Regions from separate parts of the Mus musculus genome. Here region 1 is linked to region 2. A link is a loop called in an ENCODE intact Hi-C map of the cell type or tissue named here. Cell type or tissue: heart. All regions are shown on one strand.

Region 1 (8,000 bases), 130 kb before region 2:
TCACAAGTGATCTCATCCCATCACCACAGCAATAGGTAGCCCAAGGACAGGAGGAGGCTTCGAAGCCCCAGCCTACAACTGTGGTGTCCTTTCTGTTACTCTATTAGACATTATCTAGGGATGCTAGTGGCTATACCACAGCTCTAAACAAACTTAAAAATACCTACCAAACAACAAACAAAATTTGAAAAATTCTGATGGACCAAGCTTGGTCCAAGACCACTTGAGACCTGGGTATAAGATTAGTACTTCTTGTGGGATCAGGGACAATTTTGGGTGCCATCCTTAGGAACACCATACACTTCCTTTTGAGACAGGCCTCTAATTGGTTTGGAGCCCCAGAGATTCTCATGTGGGTTTTGAGGATAGCAATGCAAGCAAGGATTTTATTGATGAGTTATCTTCTCAGCTGTTCTCCCCATTTTTGAGATAGGGTCTTGTGTAGTCCAGGCTAACATCTCAGACAGGCTGTACATCTAAGGATGATTTTGAATTTCTGATCCTTCTGCTTCCACTTCCTAAGTGCTGGGATTACAGATGTGTACTATCACCCCTAGAGATCAAACTCAGTACTCCATTCATACTAGGGAAACATTCTACCAATTGAGCTACATCCCCAAACCAGGATAAGTACTTTTCTTACTCCCTAGATGATTCCAAATGGGCAACCATTTTGAGAGTCACTGCCATGATTTCCAAATCAACTGTGAACTTTCTCTCATGTGGGGTTTGTAGTACTTACTGATTTAATCTTTTTAATGTCAAAAAAATTTTTTTATCCCTGGTTGGACCTATGATGTGGATGCCACATCTGGCTACAGAGGTCTCCAGTGGGTGACCATAGACACTGTTCAGCATCCAGTAGCTAGTCCTGGCTCCCCACATCTGCTGCTGCCATCCCTACCCAGATGATCAGGGAACCTTCACTTATAGGAGAACACCAAAGATGCAAGGAGTGTTCCTTACTTCCTCAGTGCTGTGCACACAAATGTTAACAAATGGTTCTGGGAGAGGGGTCTTGGAAAGTTCTGCTTTGTAATATTCTCCAGTTGTTAAGGTGTCAACACTCCCATCTTGATCTACTGAAGGCACTTGTCCTGAGGTGTCTGAGAAGGGGGCTGAGAAGAGATGTGTACCACATCTGTCAACTTTCATGAGCTAACACAAGCTAGTTCCCATCTCCAATGTTTCTGTAGTGTCCACAGTTCTTGGCTCCATCCCCAAGGCCCCAACAAGGATCCTTAATCTGCTGGGACTTAAAGTATAGAAGCATAAAAAGACCTTGCTGGGTGGGGCTCCTTTGTGAGTGTGAACGTGGGTTATACAGACCCAGTGGAGTGTCTCCAAGGAGAATCCTAATTGAACCGGACAGTAGATGCTCAGTTAAACTGAGATGGTCCTCAATACTCATTTTCCATTTTGGTCTCATTTCAACCTTCAATATAACATATCTGGCAGATTCAGAAAGGGGAGGTGTCTTGGACTTCACTGGACAGAAAAGGACCTGAAGGTTGTCTAGGTGCCCTATTCTGGAGAGAGTACCTAAATCTCTGAACAACCAGTTCACACCCCATCTGTACATATTCTGACACTGAGACCTGTAACACTGCCACAAAGTAGTCGAGTATAGGAAGGAGCAGTGAGCAATCTTTGGTAGTCCAGATGGGTTAGCTGATTTGAGGCACTGTGTGAGGCAAAACTCAGGGTCTGATAGAAAACACAGCTTGGAGAGATGACTTTAGAGCTCCTAGGAGCAATAGTGGCTACTCACATCTGGAACGAAGGGAGGGTCCAACATCCCAGCCTCCAGGCGCTTAAAGTTCATGTTCCTGAAGAAAGGGTGCCTCTTGACCTCGGCGGCCCCCTCCTCCTGGCAGCCCAGCCTCTGCTTCGAGTCTTTGGTGAGCAGCTGTGACAAGAGAGTCTCGTGAGGTCATATGACTGGGCCTTTCCATCTGCCCATAGGCCAGAAGGACAAAGGAACATCTGTGACTGTAGCTCTAGCCTCCCCAGTGCCACCCCCTAAAACTCAGTCTGGAGGAGGATGTCTCCCCAGTTAGAAGAACTGAAGCATCAGCAAGGACAGGATCAGATCATATCTTTGTCATGCTTTCAGTTGCCCTGTGTATACTCTCAGGCTGGTGGCTCAGGTTAGAGCCTACCCTCTGGGCTTCTCTTTTCTATTTTATTGTATTTTTTATATTGTTCACTTATTGTGTGTCGATGTATGTGCCACAGCATTTGTATGGAGATCAGAGGACAACTTTGTAGAGTCAGCTTTGTCCCTCTACCTGTCACAGAGGTTCCAGGACTTGAACTCAGATCACCAGGATTGCATTAAAAAATGCTTTACCTGCTGAGCCATCTCTCTGGCCCCAAGTTTCTCTATTCTAGACATAAGTAACTGGGCCATGCTCCATCCATTCCAAGAAACACCAAAGAAGCAAGAATGTGCAGTAGCTGAGCCTGTTAATGCAGCCCCCTAGAGTCTACTGTGCTGGCAGATGGCCGGATCATCAAGGATAAGAAGATGAAAAAAAAAAGGATGAGGTAGGGCTGGGTTGCTTATCAGCTTCTACCAGGAAGGAATGGTATGTAAACGACACTTCTGCTTTCCAAAAGAAGTGATAGAAAATCAGGGTTTTAGGATAAAATATCTTCATCTGAAAAGCTTGGTTATTAAGTTAGTATTTGTCTATTTCTAAAATATACCACACAGGTGGAATAGAACACCCACCTATATGGTGTCAGGGATGGTATCAGGCGTACATTATCAAGAGAGAAGGTGTGGGTGCAGTGGGAGAAGACAGAGTAAGTTCCCTGTATGTGGGGGACCACATATGATCTGGAATGACTGGGAGAGTCAAATGGTGAAGGACTCAAGGGAGTGTGGAGAAGCTACAGCGATGGGGCACAGCAGGAGCCTCAGATTCAGCATTAGATCCAAGGGACAGGAAAGCTGGGTGTGTGGACATCTCTCTCAAGGGGCATGGCTGCCAAGATGGAATGGAGAACAACTTCCCTGCTGATTGTGTAGCTGCCTCTATGGTTTATAGGTCAGGTATTGCAGTAGCCTGAGTCAGCACCTGCTAAAGGGATAAGAGCAGAGTGGCCAGACTGAGATGCTGTGGCTTACAAAGTCCAGACCAGAATCCAAGACCCCAAGAGAAGACAGAGCAAGGCTTGAGGTTTCTGGAGGTACTTTCATGTGTACAATCATTTGGCACTTTTCAGCCAACACATTTCCCTCGGTGGCCACAAGGGGGCAGGAGAGGGACAGCTTTGGTCCTGGTTACAGCAAGAGCTTCAGCTCACAAAACCTGAGGTTGAAATGGAGGTTTGTGGGGAAGTGGAGAGGTGGTGATAGTGGTAGTGGTTAGAAGCAGAGATCATGTTTGCTCCATTCTCTCAGTATGTCCATGTCCCTATTGATGTTTCTTGAGACAGGCTTTTTGGGACTCCTGACCTAAGAATGTGATGCCTCTTATAGTCTTGTTACATCACGCAGACAGCTGACCATGACATAACAAGTACCACTGGCAGCCATCTCTCCACATCCCTAACCCCTGCTGTCTATCTCTCCACTACCTCATCCCGACTGCACCGCTGTGACAGTGCTTCTTTGAGACTGGTTAACAGGTTGTGGGGTTGTGGTCTACATGTTACATACCTTCTTCATCATGTCTTTGACACATGTCAGTAGCAGAGGAACACTTCCTCTTTTAGATATGATCAGAGGGCAGATCCAGCCCCACATCCTTACCACAGCTCTATACACAGAAGTGGCCAAGCAGGGGTGGTTGAAGTAGCCAAGCCCCCAGGGATCCCTGGTCCTCTGAATGTAGAAGCTTAGTTACTTCAAGTTTCTAGTCTTGGTCTTCTCTAAGCTCTACCCTGAGCTACTGGTATGTGTTCCCTTGAACCTTCCCAGGGCTACTTGGGGACTCAGGAATGAGAGGAGAGGCCCCTTTCAGGCCTCTGCTCTCTGCTCTCTTCTTTGCTGCTCAGGGTGTAGTATGGCTCCAGAGGAAGGTACTTTGCCACATTGGCTTACAAGTGTGTGTATCTAGGCACTTGAGGACAGAAAGCATCAGAGGGCATCTTCCTGTGGTGAGTCTTAGGAGACTGAGAGCCAGGCAAGAGCAGGAAGTAGCTGACTCCATACCAAACCCAAGGAAGGGCCTAAGGACCAGCTATGGAACAGTGTCCACCTTGGCTGAGGGAACCTTACAGCCCCTATCACTCCTTCCTCTTTAGCTGTCCAGTATCCACACCTGGCCCCAACACACTCCAGTCACTCTAATCTCTTCACTTGAAGGTCCTGCCCATCCACACATGCTGCCATACAGAACTTGAGCTGGGACCACCGTTCTACACAGTGAATGGAACACTGAGAATATGTTCAACAACTCCAAGGACTTTAACACCTCTCTTGCAGTCCTTGTCCTCAGTCCCCCGTGTCTAGAATCCAGAGTGGAGGGAATAGGAGGCCAAGTTCAAGGGCAGGAACTTGCCTGTGAACCAACTTGGGCTATCATCTTTATGCTTTGCTGACTTTTCTACAAAGCTACACACACTCATGGGTGTTCACGTCAACCCATATTCCTTGATTCACAGGGTATCCTGTCCAATATGCAGGTGTTGTAGGCAGAGGCTGGAGGCACCACTGGGCAGCAACCTATGAGCAGCATCTGGCTCACCGGGAGCTTACCATGTTGCAGATGGACTTGGCCTCTTCAGAGAACTTGGAGGAATACACTTCCTCAGTCTCCAGCACCCGGCGATCCACCTCTTCCCGCTTAACCTTCTCCTTGCGACCTCGAAATGGTGACTGGCCTTCAATCATCTCATAGATGAGGCAGCCCAGGCCCCAGTAGTCAGGGCTCAGTCCATATCGCTGGTTGTTCAGAACTTCTGGGGCTGAGAACAGGAGGGAAGAGAGTGGTAGACAACTAGCAGCAGAATGCAGCCACATTCCGGTGCTGCTCCTCATCTCAGCAGTACCCAAGGGTATAGCACTCTCATAGAAAAACTGGAGTTTTAAGCTGGGGCTACTTCCTTCCAATCTCCAACTGCAACCCAGCAGGTATGTAAACACCACTTTGTCCAGAGAAAGCCTTCCCTAATGGTGCTTCACTGTGCCCAATTCTGACGGTGGCTTCAGAACCCTGGTTATGGTGGATAGACACGTCTCCTCAGACAGAACACACAACATAGCTCTCACTGCTTTGTCCCCAGTGACAGGCATGGCTCCCAACACAGGACATATTGCATACATATTTATTTCAATGAAGAAGAATGCCCATCTAAATTAAAGATTAAATTGAACCTACATGGACTTTGAATCATCTTTTGGGGGGCGAGATGGAAGAGAAGGCTCAGTGGCTAGCAGCATAAACTGATTGCTGTTGTAGAGGACCTGGGTTTAATTCCCAGTACCCACACAGCAGGTGACTCCAGTTTCAGGAGATCCAACACTCTTCTGGCCTCTGTGGGCACTAAGTACACACAGGGTACACAGACATACATGCAGGCACAATGCCCATACACATAAAATAAAATCTCCTATTTTATCTTCACTACAACTTTGACAAAATGACTCATAGATGTACAAAAGGTACTTAAGATGTATCTTAAGGCCATCCAGAATGAAAAGTGTAGACACATGATATGCATCAGTGGACACATGACAGAGTCTGTATGTAGACAAATCATTAAGCACTGTGTCCAAAGAAGAGCAATGCAACTGTGTAAGCATATTTCCATGCAGGTACATGGACAGGTGTATCTGTATCTATATGTCTGCCCACCTGTCCTTCCATGATCCATATATTCACCATCCATTTATCCATCATCCATTCATCCATCCCCCATCTGAGAGGGTCCTTGTAGGTGTCATAAGGGAAGTGAACCATGTTTACAGATAAGAATGAAAACCTGATATAGCTGGACTTCATCAACCTGGATCAGACTTCGGGGGCCTAAGAACAAGTGGTTTATTCCCTATGTATTTATTTTGGAAAAAAGTTTCCTGGTGTAATACAATCAGTGCACAAGAAAGCATAATTACATTGAAACTTCACCTCAGAGATAGGTTCTAGAAGTAGGCTACCTGTCCTAGCTTAAGGGCCTAAGGGTCTGGCCTGGTCTCAGTCAAACAGATAACATAGAGGTCATCTGGGCTTATTAGCTCCCTCTGATCCTGATTGTGGGAGCTTGTGGGGAACACTTCTGGCTATAAGAGTCATTTAGATTTCTAGCTACCCCTAGTTCTGGTTGTCTGAGCTTGATATGACCTGGTTCAACAGATAATGCAGATGACCAGGCTCTTAATCACTTCTAATTCTCTGCTTTCTGGATTGAAGAACAGGTTTTTCATCTTTCCTACTGGAAAGACAATCTTAGCATTCCTGGTTTCTCTGTAGATCTGTGAGTGCAAGAACCTTTGTGCTATGATGAACCCAACACCCATCCATCTATTCTCTATATGTCTCTCAGATCTATCAGATCTAACTATCAGGATTCTCATAGTCACATATACACATATCCTACAGGTTGCCAAGTGTTTTGTTGTCTGGACCCTCAAGAAACAGAGATAATATATTGAATGTCCCACATCATCTGTGGATGCAGGCCTGGGCAGAGGGCAACTGGGACTGAGTTTAGAACTTTCAGGTGATCCCTACATGCCCTAGGGTCTTCTCAGGAGTCTCCTCAAAAAGGATGACACTTTATCAAAGTAGGTCCTACTTCAATAAGGGCTCCCTTAGAAATGCTAGTGGCAGGCTCCGGTCACCAAACTTCCAGGATGCTTGTTTTTGAGACCTAGGTTGGCTTGTGGTTGGGGGCTACAGAAAACTCAGTTTAGATCACACCTTTGGCCCTAGTGTACCACTCTACCTGACTGAGGTCTCCCACCAGGCATTTCTGTGGAAGATCAGCACAGTAATTCTGACCAGCAAAACAAAGACTGGGGGATTTAGAAATAGGTGCTCTTGGGGAGGCTCAGTGTGTGATAGGCATAAGTTATTACTCACCCATGTAGCCAACAGTGCCTACCCGGCCACGGATAAGGTCTCCCTCGGGGATCTTCACGGCCAGTCCGAGGTCTGAGATCCTTATGTGGCCTGTTGGGGAGAGTAGGGTTAATGGGTTCCTGTGGTCATGTGGGCACCCTGGTCAGGGCCACAGACTTTCTAGGCTTCTGTCCAATGAAGATGTGACATCAGCCTACTTTCTCAGGGTAACCATGTAACCCTGAAAAAGTGTAAGTAAGATGTGTAGAAATTACACATAAAGAGGAGAATATTAATAAAGATGCTTGGACAAGGCGGGCCACTGGCCGACTTACAACATTTAATGCCCCAATGAGCTTCCGGGAAGGCTGAGGTCACAGAGTTTAAAATGTCCTGGCTGTTTCAGTGATTGCTTCATAGGAAAAATATGAGGTTCTTGACATTTTGCAACAATTTGCTTAAGGGGAAAAAATTGTAAAGCAATTTGGGAAGCCACTCCCTGCCTTCCTGATTGGTCTTTGGAGGTGGTTTGTTTTTTCCCCTTCAAAGAGATGGAGAAATGAGAAGGGTGGTGCCTGGTCTGGGATCTGAACTCAGAGTGTGTTCCCCAAGACCCAGGCAGCATCACACTGAGAGTTCTACTTCTATCTCCGCCACACCTTCTAGGCAGGGTGATGGCTACATTTCATACTCAGGAAGGAACACGTGCCTTTGTCCATAAATGCCTGTAGGGCCTGAGTAGCTTAGATGGCCGCCAGTTCTGTGGTATCTGACAGAAAAGATAGTATGTGAGTACCAGCGATGGACTGCCCCTTGTGGGGCTTCAGTGTGAGTAGTTACTAGAACACACTGTAGCCTCCCACAGGACCCTGTGCTCCCCATTCCTCTCTACACACAATTCTCTGCAGGTCATCAATTGTGGGTATGTATGCTGTTGTCCCAAGAACATGCAGAAGACTTGGTATTGTTACTGCCAGGCTAGTC
Region 2 (8,000 bases):
TATTACAATGCTTATGGCCATAAGCTTTGGCTTGTTCTCCGACTAGCCTGTAGCTTATATAACATGTTTATTCTAGTCTATGCCTGCTACATGGCTAGTTACCTCTCCTCAGTTTCATGTGCAGTCTCCTCCAAGCCCAAGGTGAAATCTGAACCTGACTCTTTCCCAGAACTCCTCCCCCATGTCCCCACCCCTCTGTACCAGATCTCCCACCTTTCTAACCCTGCCCCAGCTAATGGGCCATCAGCTTTTTACTGACACTTGATACTTCCACACAGTACATAGAGATTCTCTCCACAGCAGGTTTTGAAGGAATATGTATGACCCTACAAAGGCAGGGAACCAGACAAAAGATAATAGCATACCTGAGCTGTCAGACCCTTTTCTGTACAAAGGTAAACCACTTCTCCAATAGTAAGCATCAGCTTCAGAAAAATACCATAGGTAGCAAAGCCAGCAAGAAAATCCCCACACAGCCACACAGTCTTCCTCTTCTCAAAGGCTACTGTTGGCCTTACCCAAGTGGTTACTGAGCTTGGGGCTCAGAAAGTAGTAGGTAGAATGTTTGCCCAGCATTCAAGAAGACTTGGGCTCAATCCCCAGCACTGCGTACACTAGGCATCTTGGTGCTGAGCCTGAGATAAAACACTATCTTAAAAGATTAATTATACAAATAAAAATCATTGTCATTGTCCTTGGAGTTGCAGCCTTACACTCAACCCAGATGGTACCTGTTCTTATTAGGGGATATGAGAGCCCATTTGTCAAGGGAACAGAGAAACCTAATCCAGTAACTTTATTCCACAGACAAATACCTTTTCAATACACAGCTTATACTATAAGAGGCATGACCCTGTCACCCTGTCATCAATGACAAGTTCCAGAGAACAACCCCACATACAACTGTCAGAATTCTCAGACACTCCATACAACCTTCAGAATGCAGAATCAACAGGTAGAGATAATGGGGCAGTTATTTTAGAAGAAAATGCCAGTAAGTGCCGCACAGAAGCAGGACATGAAAGTAGATGCCTGGAATCTTGCCTGGGTCTCCCTCAAGAGGCCCCTCCTTCAAAATCCATATGCAGCACACATTAAACATCTGTCACTGGTTAGCTCTTTTTTCTTTTTTCTTGTAGAGGTTAGATATCTCAAAGAGCAGTGTGTGGTTTGTATTTCTGTGGCCATGACAGTGGTCTCTAATTCATCTGGACTCTCAATGTGCTCAGCAGGTAAATGTTATAATCTGTCTCCATTCTTGGAAGTAAGTAGACCTAGCCTCCAGTTAACTAGCTGCTAATGGCTAATCAAACTTTTCTTCAAACCAAGCACCCTGGGCTTTTAAATGTGGGCCTTGCTATCTGATAAAACCCATAAGAATTGAAGGGGATGCTGTTTAAAAACAAGAGCTCAGCCACATTCCCACTACTATACAAATTCCAAACCAGCATTGAAAAGCAAGTAGCCAAGGGAGACAAAGCCTGGAGAAATGAGTCCTGTCCTGTAATCAATTATGTTCCATCTACACCTGTTCACTGAGGGTGCCAATGCTGGTTCTTTGGGAAGGTTAGAGAACTAGAGGCTAACACTCTGCCCCAAATATCCACTATATATGGAGTGACCCTCCATACATGAACTTATTCAAAATCCTTTGAGAAAAGCTCTGTGCATCTCCATACTTCACCTCCTAAAACTCCTGACTTGATATACTAAGGCAGACAATAGACTTCGGCAAAGGAACTCCATTTGGAAGGGACTAAGTTTAAATCTCCTTTATATGAGTAACATCAACCATAACCTCCAATATGACCAACCTCAGAACGGATATACGGATATATCTCAAAATTAGTCCTTTTGAACTTGAAATAGAGCCACCACAGCCCCCTTCAAGGAAACCTACACATAAACTTCCCCTCTTCAATTGAGTCTCTCAAATGTAAAGCCACTTCCAGCCTAACTCTGTTTATATTCTGGGCATATATCCCCATATACATGGTAACAAAAAAAAAAAAAGATATCCTAGAAAATACCCTAGAAGATACAAACAAACAAACAAAAATACTTTGAAGGTCATAAAAGAGGGACCATTATATTCCTGTCATTCCCTGCCTCCTCCATGAAGTTCTATCCAGACAGCTTGAGGCCTTCTGATGAGCAGGCCTTCCTGGGTCTATAAATAGGACTACAAAAGACATGCAGAATCTTAAATATGGGACAAGATCACCTGTCTGTAATCAGTCTGCTGTCCCTCTAGATTCTGAGGCATCCAGTGACCTGCTCATCACTGAGGCAGCATTTACCACAGTGATCTGAGTTCATGTTAGCATGGATCAAACACCTCACAGACAATGGTGCAGGTAATTCTCTTAGCTGTCTAGAGAAGAGGGCTCTTATGTCTCAGATTCATGTGTAAGAAATGTCCTAGGAAATTAAGTATCAAGTCTTAGCTCATAAAGATGGAAGGAACCAGAAATGGTGACCCACACCTTGAATTCCAACACTTGGAAAGCAGAGTAGGTCAAAGGCCAGCCTGATCTACAGAGCTTAATAATCCAGGAAAGCCAAAACTACACAAAGAAATCCTATCTCAAAAACAAACAAACAAACAAACAAACAAAGATAGAGCATAAGCTTGTGTGAAAACCCAGGTCTGTCCCATTTGGAATCTGTGCCCTTGGCTATTGCCCTGTTGAACAAGCACAGAGCCCCATGTGAAACATTTGGAACCATTTTGGATGAATGGGACAACAGTACTATATCCATATTGATCAAACCAGTCTATGAGGTTATGCTCAGGTTCCATTCTGGTTAAAGTGGGTCCTCAGGTCAAGTCCTTCCCAGTAAAATCACTGAGACATATGAGGCACACAAACAAAGCTCAACAGATAAAAACAGGCTCATGCCAAATTATTTCCAAAGATTATCTTTGGCTTCACAGCAATTCAAATCACCAAGAATATTTATTAGATAAGCAGCTTCTGAGTACTAACTAGGACTCAGACCTAAACTCTTGAAAGTCAAATCCAGGGTTTAGAAGCTGTAATTCATCATAACCTAGGACTGAAGCATCTTTTCCCCCCTGGCTAATCGCAAGCTCGTCACCCCATTGCTGCTGCAGCTGGCAACAGAAGCCCTTACACCCAGCTCAGGACTCATGGTATGAGTCACCAACAAAGCTCTAGACTATCCAAGGTCTTCAAGTTCAAGGAATAAATGACTCAGTGTAGCTGCCTGTGGAAGGCTCCAGATTTCTCCTTGTCAAGTATACAGATCTGTATATGTTAAATGTCTGTTTACTAAAGCAAAACAAAAAAGCCAGAGCAGGCAAACAAAATCTGTAGGAAACACATTGTCTCAGACATCTCTGGGGTCTGCATACAATAGAAGAAAAAAGGCCTTAGAGTTTTGTACAAGAAACTACCCCGGAGTTCCCAAACCTACAGACCATACTGTATCTCAGGGCAGAAAGGATGAAAGCCTGCAGGACACTGTGCAAGTGCCTGCTGGAGCTCCAGGCTTCAATTGACCAGTGCCCTAAAGGGCGTGGAGGATGTAGCTGTACATGTGTGGACAGGGTGGGGTTTCCTGCAAATACTCCATCCCTCTCACCCTGGCGCCTTCCCAGATCCTTAGTGCTATCTGACTCTGATGGTGTAGCTTACGGAAATGACTGTCTACGGTTTAGGTGGGTCTTATTATTATTATTAACAAAGATAATATTATGACTAATAATAACACTGGTGACATTTCAAGGGATTTTGCCCTCTCCTTCATCCTGGTTCTCTTGAGGTACAAGAGTTTGAATTCCACAGTTGTGCTCCACTGGAGGCTCAATATGACAGTTCACTCAAATACAGATGTAATTTCCAGAGATTTCTTAAAGAGCTCAAGGGGCTTTTCTTTCCTCCTCCTCCTCCTCCTCCTCCTCCTCTTCCTCCTCCTCTTCTTCTTCTTCTTAACTATGCCAATCACACCACTATTTAAGCTGCTGGATGGAAAGGCCTATTGTTTTACTTAAGCCACCCTTAACCTCACACTTGCCCCAAGAAACTGCTGAAATCTCTTAAGAGACTTAGCCAACTCACATATCAGAATACCTGGCATTTGAAGATCTTCACTAAAGAAGGCTGTGGGCAGTGTGAAGTAAGATACAATCAGCAGCAAATAACCCAGCTTATTTGATAATTGGGGAATTAGTGGGAAGATATACCATGTGGAATTGAGTATTAGACCAGAAGGCAGAATAAAGAGGCTGGGATACTCAGAAAGCCAGTGTAAAAGTCCTGAAAGGGAATGTTTGTGTCAACCCCTGCAGGTCAGTAAGCAATCAAATGACAAGGGGGTGGGGGTGGTTTGAGTACATTCAAAGATCTCAAAGGCTAATGGCAGAACAGAGAAGCCAGGAGGCTAGCCTAAGGGAGGCTGACCTAGGGCAGCAGGTAGTCAATAATCCAGGCTAGGGCAAGAGATCTAGAGAGCAGAATTGGCAGTTCCTGCTAGCCTGACAGCTTCTCCAGAAGTAAAAGCAAAATGCCATCTGAACAGGGCTAGCCCATGGGAAGCCTCTAGAACAGCAGCTCATGACAAAGCTGAAAACACGTGTCACTACCCCACCTCAGGAATCAGGGCTCAGGATGCTCTCAGGAAACCACTTCCCTGGGGACCATGGCTCTGGCCACCCACCTGCACCCATTCTTCCCTCCCACAGGAAACTGCACCACCATTGTTTGTTGTTCTGTAAAGCCACTCTAATTGTGAGAGAAGAGGCCACATGCATTAACACCTCAATAATGGGAAGCATGTGTCAAGTCATCTAATTTCCTGCAAAAACTCCCCCTATGATGGAACAAATACTGCTGACAAAAAATACCTGGTGGCATACAGGGGTGCAGGACAAGCATAAAAGACTATAAGGAAGAAAGACTGAGAGAATGCCACATATCTTTGCTACCATGAGACATCCCCATGGGTCTAAAACTTTGCAAGGTCTCAGAGAGGCCATTCAACTGTAATCAGTACTAGCAACAAGTAAGTAAGGAAATAAATAAATAAATAAATAAATAAATAAATAAATAAATAAATTCAGTTTCTCCCTCAGGTCTGCAAAATCAAGTCAGCTTTGAATAAAAATGAGGCAACTGTAATCAGTACTAGCAACAAGTAAGTAAGGAAATAAATAAATAAATAAATAAATAAATAAATAAATAAATAAATAAATAAATAAATTCAGTTTCTCCCTCAGGTCTGCAAAATCAAGTCAGCTTTGAATAAAAATGAGGATATGACCACTCCTAGGTATGGCTGAGGGAAATGTTTTTATTATAGATATGAGAAAGAGAATAGTCTGAGGCATCCAGAAGACTAAAACTGAACATGGCCAGTAGAACAGACTGGCCATGAGAAGAGAGAAGTGGATGAGTGAGAGAGGAAGAGAAAAAAAAAGAGGGAGACAAAAGACCAAGAAGGTAGAGAATCAAGAAAGAGTGTGTCCAAAATGGCTAGATTATATAGGAATAAGAAGTTGAGGGAAGGGCAGAAGAGATGGCTCAGCAGTTAAGAGCACTGACTGTTTTTCCGAAGGTCCTGAGTTCAAATCCCAGAAACCACACGATGGCTCACAACCATCAGTACAGCTACAGTGAACTCATATACATAAAATAAATAAATACATCTTTAAAAAAAAAAGAGCTGAGGGAAGGAAGGTAAGCAAAGCTCAGGGGCTGGAGAGGTTTAGGGTAGGGGGCAGAGGTGAAGCGTGTTGAAAGGAGCCAGGACTCTATAACAGGTATTTTCAGAACCAGTATCTGTATCTCAGTGAGTCATTTGTCCCCAGTTTCTTCGGGACCACATTCTATGAAATAGCACCTCAGGTTTTTTTGTTTTTGTTTTTTTTTTGTTTTTTGTTTTTTGTTTTTGTTTTTTTTGATGTTGGTTTTGTTGGTTTGTCTTAGGGACAAGGTCTTTTTAGCCCACATAGGCTTCTGGTGATTTGAATGGAAATGGCCCACATATGCTCACAGGGAGTGGCAGAATTGAGAAGTGTGACCTTGTTGGAGGAAGTGTGTCACTGGAAGTTAAGTGGGCTTTGGGGTTTCAGAAGCCCAAGCCAGACCTGGTTGCTCCATTCGTGCTTGCTGCCTGCTGATCTGGATGTAGAACTCTCAGCTACTTCCAGCACCATTTCTGCGTGCATAACTCCATGCTTCCTACCATGATGCTTTTTCCTTTATAAGATTTGCTGTGGTCATGGTATCTGTCACAGCAATAAAACCCTAAGACAGCCTCCAACTCACTATATAGCAGGAAATGACCTTGAACTCCTAATCTTCCTGCCTCTACTAGCATTATAGGTGAGGAGCACCATGTCCCAGATGATACCTCAGATTTAGGACTTGGCTGGGTAGTGGGTTGAGAAGTACAAGTGGCTGAGCAGGTAGGAGCCCCAGTCAATTCATTGCTTTCAAACACTCTCAAAGGTCATATAACCTGACCCCTTCATTTTGTGGAAAACATTATAGATAGTAGTCACTCAGTCCATTTGCTGTAGAACCAAGACTATAAACCAGAGTAAGGCTGCTGGACCCAGCACAGGAATCACTTACCTGGCCATGAGAAAAAGCCTAAGGTGGATTTCTGAGTTCCAGTTCCAGGCCAGCCTGGTCTACAGAGTGAGTTCCAGGCCAGCCAGGGCTACACAGAGAAACCCTGTCTTGAAAAGAGAGAGAGAGAGAGAGAGAGAGAGAGAGAGAGAGAGAGAGAGAGAGAGAGAGAGAGAGACTAAGGTATAGCCTGTCCCACAGCTACAGTCCCAGCCCCTAGCCTGATACACTGCATCTACGCCTCATAGCATCTCCCCAGCCCACAGCTCTTTCATCATTTCCTCCCACCACATCTGCAGCCTGTGGGAGAATAGCTGTTCCCCCATCAAGCAAGTCGTGTAGGCTTCTCTCAGTCTATTCAGACTCCACCTTTCCTGCCTCTTGCCCCAGTTCCAAGGCCAGAAATCTAGTGTGCTGCCCTGGCCAACTCTCCAGATTTGCTCTTTAACTTCCTCACCCTGAAAAACATGCAAGTCATGAAAGGGAAGGAAAAGCTCACTGGAGAGCAGCTGAGAATTGGAAGGGCACTACTTCAAAAAAACAACCACCATTGTTTTTAACAAAGAGGGGAAAAACAGACGACTTGTGAATCAGGCCTTGTGTAATCCCTGCACTTGGGAGATGAAGACAAGAAGATCAGGAATCCAAAGTCATCCTTTGCAGTATACAAGGGCCAGCCTGAGTTGCATGAGACCATGCCTTAACCTACACCCCCAGAACTCCCAAAAAGAAATTAGACTGTTTAGAGCCACACATCCTCCTCAAATAAACTTCCCTAAAACAATCAGAACTGTCTTCTCTCCAGGTGGTCTGAATCTCACTGAGGGGCAAGAAATCCTTAAAGAACCTCAAAATTGTATCTGCTGGCGTTACAACTATCTGATGGACCAGGGGCCCCACACTTGTAACTCAGCAGAACCCAGGCGCTCCTATGGTGGTGTTGGTCACCTCTCAGCTGCCTGAGTCACCAGCACTGCCCTGACAAAGCTCTACAGTCAGAGAGTTTAAAGAACAGGAAGTTGTGGCTCACAACCCCAGAGGCTGCAATCCAAGGTCAAGGGTTAAGGACACACAGCAGCTGGCCATCTTTTCCATGATGGGGAAAGTTGGGTGGGAGGGAAAGAGGCCAATATTTCAGAGAAGCAGAGCCAGGAGCTCTCAGGACAAGGAAGGGAAACCAAAGACAACCCATGATACCACTAGCCCCACCCACAACTAAGCAGGAGCCAAATTCCCTAGAGTTGTTTGTTTACTGAAGCCAGCTGGAGTTGAGTTCCTGTCACTTCTACCCTACCTAATGGCAGTCATCTTGCTGGACTTGAGGAAAATCAGGCTGTGAATTGACACAGAAACAAGACGCAGGTGCTCATGGGGAGTACAGGAGGCAGCATGAAAGCAGCT

What was found. Hi-C counts contacts between places; a loop is a spot of excess contacts. Peaks named below come from ENCODE experiments on the same cell type or tissue, not always from the same donor. Only the 100,000 strongest peaks of a DNase experiment are listed, where the experiment ranks them.
Region 1: a loop joins it to region 2, with 4 times the contacts of the local background. A loop is called at or near these places in 3 of 42 quality-filtered maps.

Annotation. Positions count from the first base shown.
Region 1 is chr19:61,079,981-61,087,980 of GRCm38, reverse strand. It overlaps Grk5 (G protein-coupled receptor kinase 5), which reads right to left. Exons shown (of 16, transcript NM_018869.3): 11 at 7,038-7,127; 12 at 4,712-4,920; 13 at 1,772-1,909. It also overlaps a transcript of Zfp950 not described here. Among named protein-coding and RNA genes, the nearest start is that of Zfp950, 57 kb to the left of the region's middle. In heart, CTCF peaks have their summits at 3,040 and 3,244 (motif pointing right); a DNase peak (open chromatin) is centred at 3,250.
Region 2 is chr19:60,945,830-60,953,829 of GRCm38, reverse strand. The region is part of intron 1 of Grk5 (G protein-coupled receptor kinase 5); the gene reads right to left. Among named protein-coding and RNA genes, the nearest start is that of Grk5, 60 kb to the right of the region's middle. In heart, no CTCF peak of the experiment used is centred here; DNase peaks (open chromatin) are centred at 3,589, 4,619, 6,979, 7,699 and 1 weaker place; H3K27ac peaks cover 2,152 bases.